2 separate regions of the Homo sapiens genome follow, and region 2 is linked to region 1. The links are chromatin contacts, found by Hi-C in ENCODE. All regions are on one chromosome and are shown on one strand. The core of a region is the stretch at or near the end of the contact, and the rest is flanking DNA. Distances in the headings are between cores, read along the strand shown.

Region 1 (4,835 bases), core at 1,362-3,861:
ACTTTGCCAACTGGAACTCAGGGAGACTTTGGGGATGAGAGATGGGTGTCTTTGTCAGCTCAGTTCTTTTAAAAATGTTCTCCAGAAAATCTGAATTGATAGTGGCTTTTTCTCAATTGCAATCAGTCATTTAGAATTATGACAGTGACCAAAGAGCTGCATTCAAAATTGGAATCATTCTTTTAAAAGAAAACAAAATCTACTAAAGCATCTAAATATTTGAAATCCTCAATAAGAACTTAAATTCCAAGGATTTTAGAAGAATCTGCTTTTCTTGTTCATTTTAGTTGTTCTTGTCCCTCTTCCACTCAAAAACCGTGAAGTGGCCCTTACAGGAAACAAAATAAAAAGCAGTATCAGCCTGAGAGGTTTGTAGAGGAAGTCCTTCACCTCGGCATGGGAGGAGGGAGCAGCACGGAAGGATGGCTGCACACTGGACAGCCTGGAATAAGAAATAACAAAGCAGAGAAAAGCGCAGAAACTGTGGCAACTAGTTAATTGTAAAAATATGATTCTGCCACCTTGCTATGTATTATTTGCTTATAAGAAAAGCCATTAGCCATTGTATAAAGAAAGAAAAGGAATCGTTACTTAATCCTGTAGGACACCGAGCCTGAATCTGTTGACTTGCCTAGAATTCAGTTCAGGCATTTTCACTGAACCTCCACAGGAGCTTTTAATTTGTTTTCATTTTCAAAGAGTTACAAAAGATATGCAATTCTCACAAAAGAAGAGGAGGAGGCAGGGGTGGGGGGAGGAAAAGAGGAGGAGGAGAAGGAAAGGAAGAAGAAAGGAAATAAATCTCAGAATTGTTTGTAATCCTATTATATTCATAACTCTAGTTTTTCTTTAGGCAATTCACTATTAGTATCTGAAGTAAAATGGTGCTACTAAATGTGAAAAGTTATAAATGAATGCATTTGGATGGGAAATAAAATCAACATTCAAATTACTGGATTGCATATACAAAACAATGCTACAGAGAGTGAAAATCAGCCATTTGTTTCATCTTATTGGCACTGTACTGGATATAGCTATATTACTATTATCAGGAAAATCATTAAAAATTCTTTTCCCCTACTCTAAGGAAAAAAATTAGGGGCTAAATCCACTATCTATATAAGCTCACCTGGAGCAATGAAGAACAAGAGACCCAGTGCTGAATTCCATTAAAGTAAGACATAGATTCCACTACATCCCTGGATTCACCACTGGTCAAATTATGAATCCCAAACATAACTACACCCAGACTGTGCACATGCTGAGTCCAGCCATCCAATCCAGCATAACACCAAACTGCAGAGAAGGAAGGGAGTCAGTACATATAGGCGTGTAATAAATCGCAAGCAATCAAATTTCAATACCAAAGGAAAAACAAAAGCTAGCATCCACAATATTATTTTTCTTTCTCTGTATGTCCTAGAAGAAACCCACATGTCATCTGCACTTGCTGTGTGGTTCACCTGCTGCAGTTTGCCTCTTCCACCAATGCTTCTCAAATAAGAATCTCCTACCAAAGGACGGGTGAGAAAGAGACATGGTGCATCATCCTGGAGTGCACTGAAACTGTTTTCTTTATCTTGAAGGGGAAACAGATGGAGAAAGGTTGAAGGTGTGGTGGGGAGATGAAGTCCTAAGGAATTTGGCTAGCCTTTATTTAACATTATTTTCATTTTAAAAAATGCATGAAAACAGTAGAATGACATTGTGCATGGCTTTTCAATTCTGTTTGCAGAGGGTCACTTTGGAGCCATGCTTCTCCAACCTGTGGAGGTAAATGCTCATTCCCCTCAGCCAAGGGCACTCTGGTAATAAGAAGAAGCCCAGAGAAACCATTTCAGTAAAATCCTAAACCTTAAGTCAAAGTCCCCTGCATTACAAGGATACAGATGTACAAGATACTAAGGATTTAACCATGTTTAACAATGAAAAGTGGTCTTTCAAACGATGAGATACGGCTCTACTGGAGGACTCTAGAGCCTCCCTGTCCAATACAGTAGCCACTAGCCACATGGATCACCTGAGGCCAGGAGTTTGAGACCAGCCTGACCAATATGGTAAAATCTCATCTCTACTAAGAATACAAAAATTAGCCAGGCATGGTGGCAGGTGCCTGTAGTCCCAGCTACTTGGGAGGCTGAGGCAGGAGAATTGCTTGAACCCATGAGGCGGAGGTTGCAGTGAACCAAGATAGTGCCACTGCACTCCAGCCTGAGCAACAGAGCGAGACTGTGTCTCAAAAAAAGAAAAGAAAAGAAAAGAAAAAAGTAACAAAGGATTGTTAAGTCACGGTTGTTGGCTTTGGAAGAATTTGCTTTTCTTGTTCATTTTATATGTCCTTGTCCCTCTTCCACTCAAAAATATGTACAAAAATGCACATAAAAAACATGGAGTTAGAGTTTTTACACTCTCATTAGGAAACTAAGGCATAGCCACATTAAGGGATAACTATGGATATCCAGCCACAGTCAAATGATAACACAAGGCAGGGCTATTATATGAGTCCAAAGGAAAGAATGAGCACTTCCAGCAGGAGTTGCCAGGAGAAATTGGTGGGTCTAAACAGGTCCTGAGAGAATGGGCCAGATGGGGAGAAGAGCTAAGGGCAGTCCCTGAAAAGAGAACTGAATAAACTAAGAGGCAGAAGTGAAACTATGCAAAGAGAGATAAAGGGGCAGTGTTAGCCCGACAGAGCACTTCCACAGAGTAACCACAAAATATGAAGAAGAGCTACACTGAGAGCCAGGGAGAGGACTGTGAGTGTTAGACCAGCCTGGGCCACACTTTACAGACTATAAAGAACTCATTCAGGTCTCTAGGAAGGCTAATGACAAGATAGAAACAGGGTTTAATATAGTGGGGTAATTTAAATAAAATTTAGAATAAAGAATCTGTTTATCTGTGATTTCAAATCCTGTGATATTTGAAGAACATCCAAATGAGTGGCACTCCAATGCCAGAACATGTTTACGTTTTGAAATTAAGCCTCTTGTGTCGATGTATTTTAATTGGAGTGTGGGAGGGTGAGGAAATATCAAATTCTATAAACTTTCTAAAACATACATGTATAACTCCAAACTATTCTATTTCTCTAGTAAAAGGGGATGGCATACAACATGGCAGAAAGCTTGAAACAGTATCTCTGAATTAACTATATTGTCTTATTCTCTGTATTCTTGATGTGCTGACATCTGGGGCCTCAATGACATAGGAAGGATGCCCCTCCAAGGGTTAGCAAATTCCCAAAGATAGTGGCTCAGAGCATGTTTCTGATATGCAAACCAACCAATCCCAAATCCGTAACCCCAACCACATCCTTTTATGGACTCTATCCCCCTCCCCTCAATCATCCAGGGGCCAGGTGCTGGACAACCAGGAGCTACCCCTACAGCCCTGTCAGCTGAAATTATTCAAACTATCCAGTCCTAAGCCTATGTAGTTTACTTACCTGGCCTTGCCCATTCCTTCCTGCAAAAAAACACAATAAAAGCTCCTGCCCTCAGTTCTGTCTCTGTCGCTCCCTTTCCTCTTTGCGTACTGATTTTGCCTTGGTGCTTCCCTGTTTGGCTCTGTGTGACATGTCTGTTTCTAGAGGCCTGTGAGCATAATTAAAACTTCTTCCTTCATAACAATCATTTTCATGTTTCTGTGCCTTACCACACCTGATTAAAACGAATCTCAGGTACCATTAAAATAACCTGTCAAGCTTGAATCCAGAAGGTTCTCAATGTGAATTATTTGATCTTGAGACCCATTCACCAAGTACCTTGTGTTTCTACACCAACTCTCCTTTCCCTTATGCAGGTAACTAATTCAAGAACCATCACCAAAATATCACTTCTGAAAAGAACCATTCAGGATTTTCTGTGATTCAGAAGGTCATTACTGGAGCTCTGACATGAATTCATTCTTACCAGTAGACTCTTCCGCTCACCACGAAATGGTAATTTATACTCCATGAGGACGGGAGGCTCTGGCTACCTTGCTCATTGTTGTATCTCCAGCACCTACGTGTGTCTGACACAGTGCATACCTAATAAATGTGTCTGATGAATAAATGAATTGTAAAGAATAGTATATGTTGATATAGACAGCCTATGGAATACAGCTTAGAAAGAATACCAACACTCCTAAGTGGTAGGCAGCATGCCAGTAAGTTAGAATAATAGGTTCTAGAGTTAGACTAAAGGTTAAATCCCTACTCTCCCATTTACTAAGTGTGCACCCTTGGGCAAGTCACCTAACCCTACAAAGCCTCCAACATTTCATTCATAAAAACTGGGAAGACCAAACCTACTTCAGAAGGAAAGGATTAAACAGACTAGCCCATGTAAAACATGTAGATTCCGGTTAAGATGGTAAATGTAAATTCATGTTGTGGAGTCCCACATCATCATCCCCACATCTCCATTTGAAAGACAAAGCAATGATGGATGAAATATGGTTTTTAAAGTACAGTAAGAGTCATAACCATAGTAAAAAAAAAAAAAAAAGTATGATAGGCCAGGCATAGTGGCTCATGCCTGTAATCCCAGCACTTTGTGAGGCCGAGGCACATGGATCACCTGAGGTCAGGAGTTCAAGACCAGCCTGGCCAACATGGTGAAACCCTGTCTCTACTAAAAAATATAACAATTAGCCGGGCACGGTGGCAGGCACCTGTAGTCCCAACTACTCAGGAGGCTGAGGCAGGAAGAATTGCTTGAACCCAGAAGGTAGAGGTTGCAGTAAGCCAAGATCAAGCCACTGCACTCCAGCCTGGGCGACAGAGCAAGACTCCGTCTCAAAAAAAAAAAAAAAAAAAAATATGATAAACAACTCCATGAACCAACAGA
Region 2 (4,835 bases), core at 1,249-3,748, 550 kb after region 1:
AGAGCAGAACATATATACTTATGTTAACATAAACTAAGGTGGAAAATCACCGTGTCTATTGAATTCTTCATCACCATGTTATATATTTACACCTGTAACATCCTCCATCATGTGCCCTTTCAGCACCTGCGTCTCTGTAAAAAGGTCCATCTCCCTGGGGAACACCCGGTCATTACACAGCAAACTATAGATGTTTCTGATTTTACTGTTTTCTTTCCTGTAGTAATTGCATATGTATATTAAAATAAGCAGATAATAAAAAAATGTCAGATAGGAAGCTTGCGTTTGCCTCAGTTACAAAGCCTGTCTGATAATTTAAAAATTGTACCAATCGGGCTTCATCAAGACCTATTAAGATTTCTGCACATGTATTAGGCTTGTTTAGGTGGAATCTGAACGATATCATTATTTTTTTCTTTTTAGAATAAGAACAGCAGCAATTAGTATTCTGTACAGAGTTCTACTTGTCATACATCTGAATTTACTAGTACCTTATTTTGTGAAGTGGTGTACTACTTCATTATAAATTCAAAGGTCTGACTTTAAATATTTACACAAGTAAATACACCATTGCACCAAGGTACTGAGGCATGCATCTGCATATGTGGTAGTTTTGTTGTTTATAAGCAGAAAAGAATGGCTTGCTTTTATGGCAGTGCAGTTCCTGGCATGATTAATTTTTTAAACTCATGTTTCTGTGATGAACTCTGGTTTTGAAAAAGCAGTTTATGGTAGAGCAGTTATTGTATATATTATGCATTCAGATAATATTTCACTCTAAAATGCAGAGTTTTTTTATTTTAAACATTTTCACCAATGATATGTTTATTGTGTTTTTAGTCTGCATTTTCTGCAAACTCTGGTATGGCTCCCTGCTATTTTTATTAATAGAAATGTAGATGATCCCAAACTACAGATAACCATGAAGTCATTTGGATACTTTTCTCTTGCATTTACTTTTGGATGCAGAAGTATCTAATGGCCTCTGAATTTATTTCAATTAAAATTACAAAGGATTATTGAGGAGAAACCAGGAAATGACCTTGTTCATTCATTCTTCTCTTTTCAGTATTCTTTACAATCATCCCTTGCTGGGAGTAGTTGACTCTCCCCAAAGTTAATGCAAATGTATTTTCTCATATACTTTCTTTATAAGAAAACGGATAATTAAGTACCAGGGTTTCAAATCCCTTCTCATGCAGAAGTGCAATATGGCTAGAAGCAACTTGGGCTGTTTGCCATTAAGATTTTAAAAGAAATTGTAATTCCAGCAACCTGCCATTGATCCATCAATAGTTGGCAGTTAAAAAAAATGCCTTGTGCCAGAATATTAGACATTAAAAAAAGTACTTTGGAAATTTTTTAAAAACTTAGCAAAGCCATACACATTGTTAAGGTGTTACTGTTCTGTCCTTGCCAGTGTACTATCCCCACCCAGGGACCTCCCATGAAATTCATGTTTGAGAGCTTCACGCACCTTGGCACTACTAATACTGTTGCTTTGTCCATCATTGCAGCTACTTTGATCTCTAAGTTCTTGACCATCATCCCTTTATTAAATGTTTGTGACTTTGGCATAACTATTTGGAGATTTCACTTTTGGTAGAGTAAAGCAAGTATGTAGTTTAATTTAAGACAGAGTCTGTCTGCCTCTTTATAATAGTTCTGTTGGGGTGTCCTGTTTGTGTGGGTGCATGCTGGTTGTGTTTGTGTGGGCTGCATTCCTTCTAGAATATTCCAAAGAAAATATTCCAGAGGCTGTCCCCTGAAGGTTGAGGAAATGTAGCAGTTGGGCTGGGGCTTTGCAACCAGCCATCAGTGTCAGCTCTTTTACTCCTTGCTCTGTTTCTCTACCCTCTCTGAGCCTCTGTATTGGGAAAGCAGACATACTGCCCAATAGGATTGTCTTAAAGTTTAAATGAAATCATTTGTGAAAGTGCCAAGCAGATACTAGACACTCAATTTTATCTGTGAAGTATAATAATATTCATGTGAACATTATTAGTGTTCCTGGTCTTCTGTGTGGGCCCCCACAGTCCCCAGCATTTCCAAACCAGCTATGAGGAGCCTCACAAAGCAAACTCAAAGAAGAACATAAGTAGAGAGAATGAGGATGCAGCATCACAGAAAGTGCCATTGTGAGACGAGCCCCTGGAAGAGTGGACACTTTCAGTCTGTTCTGGTGGACCTGCATACCTTCCTTGAGTTGTGGTGGCCACTTGGGACCAAGACCCACACAAGCACAGTACTGCTGCAATACCTGCAAGACAGTGCTTCCCAATAGTACTGCTATGTTAGTTTCTGCAAGAAATTGCCACTTGAGAACACAATTGAGATTCAAATCCAGGATAGTTACCTTATCAAAAAGGAATCTCAAGAAGAGTTTGATGATACTTTTCCAATTTCCACTTAGTCCCATGAGGACATCCACAGAGAAAAATCCGAAACAGCTGCTGAAGTACTCCTGAAGATCTCATTGGTCAAGGCCCAGACATCTCTGTCTCGGGGTGCCTATGTGCCCTTAGTAACCCTATGTGCTCACAATGGATGATGTTGCAGGGTACCTGATTACCAGGCAGCAGACCTCCCCTGATGTGTGTGCTGCCCCACAAGTATTGATGAGCTAATGCAGCATTTTCCAAAATGTGTTATTTGCAATGCTCCACCCAGAAAATACATCAATTAATACATATTTTGTTGCCCAGCCCTGTGTGATCCTTCTCTCTCTCTGCAGTATGCATAATGCATAGAAGCATAGTGAAGACTTGGAAAAGACTTTCAGCAAAGGAATTGTTTAAAAATGTGAGCCTAGAGTTTCAGATAACTTATCATTTATTTGAAAATGGAATTCTTTCTGTTAATAGCCAACAGAATTAATGTTCTGTGGAACATACTTTGTGAAACATACACACATGTATGTGGAACACTTTTAAAGCAGTGAGTCCAATGTGGGCACCAGTTTCCTCAATATGCTAAAATTATCTTCAGCATTTTTCTGTGATTTCATTTTGTGGGGAGCTCCCTTGTGCGTGAGATTGCTTTATAATGAGATTTTGGGCTACCTTAGTGTAACTACACCCAGATGTTATGACTGACAGCTGCTTGTTACAGCTGTTCCTTGAATTGACAGTAAGGTTACAATAGTAATTTTAGGCGCCCAGAAGTGCTATTCTTCAGTGTGGGATCCTTCTGTGCGTCTTTATTTGCTTTTCAGCCATTTCAGAAGAAGTATAAGAGAAGACGTGGCTGAGGTGAAATCTGGGAAGTCACAAGAGGTTGGGGGTGGGAAGCTGTGAAGTCATACCTTTATCAGAATGAGGGGGTCCTGGGGATGTTTAACCTGAGAAGGGCACAGTAGCTCTTTAAATATTTGAGGAGCTGCCATATACCAGGTAGAATATTTATCGAGCTTAATTATAGAGCGTAGCTCAGTAACAAAACAACTTTCTAGCTCTTCATTTCAGCAAAACCAAGTTCAGTATCTTCCAGGGGTGAGTGCTTGAACCATGGCAGGAACCATGACTTTTTTTTTTTCTTTTGAAACAGGGTCAGGGTCTTGCTCTGTCACCCAGGCTGGAGTGCATTGTTGTGATCACAGCTTTTTGCAGCCTCTATCTCCTGGGCTCAAGTGATCTTCCTTCCTCAGCCTCCCAAGTAGCTGGGACTACAGGCATGCACCACCATGCCTGGCTAATTTTTGTATTTGTTATAGAGATGGGGTTTCACCATGTTGCCCAGGCTGGTCTCCAACTCCCGACCTCAAGCAGTCTGCCCACTTTGGCCTCCCAGAGTTCTGGGATTATAGGCATGAGCCACCTTGCCTGGCCCTGTGGCTCTTTAAAAGAGCATTGTGGAAGGAATTATTGCTTCTGTGACCCCTGACATTCCTTCTAATGCCAAGGGACTGTGCTTCTTCCTCTATGCTAATGGAATCCAGTGTGCCAGCATTCTCATCTCTTCATTTCCCTTTCTCATTTGCTTATCACCACAAAACGGAGGTCTTCTTGGCTGGGGCTCCTCCTTAAAGAGTCTGCTATCACTTTGAAGGCATCTGCTTTGCTAATCGTTATTATGGAGCATGCGAGTTTTCTGTGTTTAGATTTACATAGAAACCCTCCTGGGCACACACTGATGCCCCACCCACAAACACAGAGTCAGTATTCCATAGCCTGTATGATCTGTTGTTGTGAATATAATCTACCCCTTTTATTAGTCTAGTTGTTGTTCACTAAAGAATCCAGGTGGAAATCAAAGATGAATTTTTATATCTATAAATGTATGGTTTTCTGTATATAATAAGTAGTATATAATTAGATGTATTGATACAATATATATTAGTTATATATTATATATCATATATCATTATAGATGATTATATATAAAATCCTTAATTATATTAGTTAATAAAATTAATATTTTTACGTGGGCTGAATCCTGGGATACCAGAAACCACAAAAGATGGTATCCCTGCCCTCACTAAGCCTCCCTCATCTCTAACCTTTACAACAGTCCTATAGGGTAAACATTAGTACTCACCCTACAAGTGGTCAGACAGAAACTTAGAAAGGTATCCTGCTCAAGGCCATGTAGCTGGTGTGTTTGATCTTGAATTGAACTCAGACTTTAGGATTTGGGCTCTTGAACTCCTTCCATTTCACTGCCCTGCCTCTTTTATTTATTTTGTTTTTTTATTATTTATTTATTTATTTTTGAGACAGAGTCTCACTCCATCACCCAGGCTGGAGTGCGGTGGCACGATCTTGGCTCAGTGCAACCTCTGCCTCCCGGGTTCAAGCGATTCTCGTGCCACAGCCTCCTGAGTAGCTGGGATTACA

What was found. A loop is a pair of places that touch in the nucleus more often than their neighbours do. Pooled maps may share reads with other maps.
Region 2: a loop to region 1 is called in a map with no recorded cell type, with 3 times the contacts of the local background. The contact joins the promoter of KIZ-AS1 here to the enhancer-like site in region 1. A Hi-C loop is called at or near these places in 2 of 37 single-sample maps with no recorded cell type and 3 of 50 pooled maps.

What each region holds. Positions count from the first base shown.
Region 1 is chr20:20,666,165-20,670,999 of GRCh38, forward strand. All of the region lies in intron 3 of RALGAPA2 (Ral GTPase activating protein catalytic subunit alpha 2), which reads right to left. Among named protein-coding and RNA genes, the nearest start is that of RALGAPA2, 44 kb to the right of the region's middle. Within about 2 kb of position 2,612, at least 2 of the 41 ENCODE cell types and tissues checked have a DNase peak (open chromatin) inside an H3K27ac peak, as active enhancers do.
Region 2 is chr20:21,215,791-21,220,625 of GRCh38, forward strand. KIZ-AS1 (KIZ antisense RNA 1) reads right to left here and starts at 2,499. Exons shown (of 8, transcript NR_109956.1): 1 at 2,357-2,499. All of the region lies in intron 9 of KIZ (kizuna centrosomal protein), which reads left to right.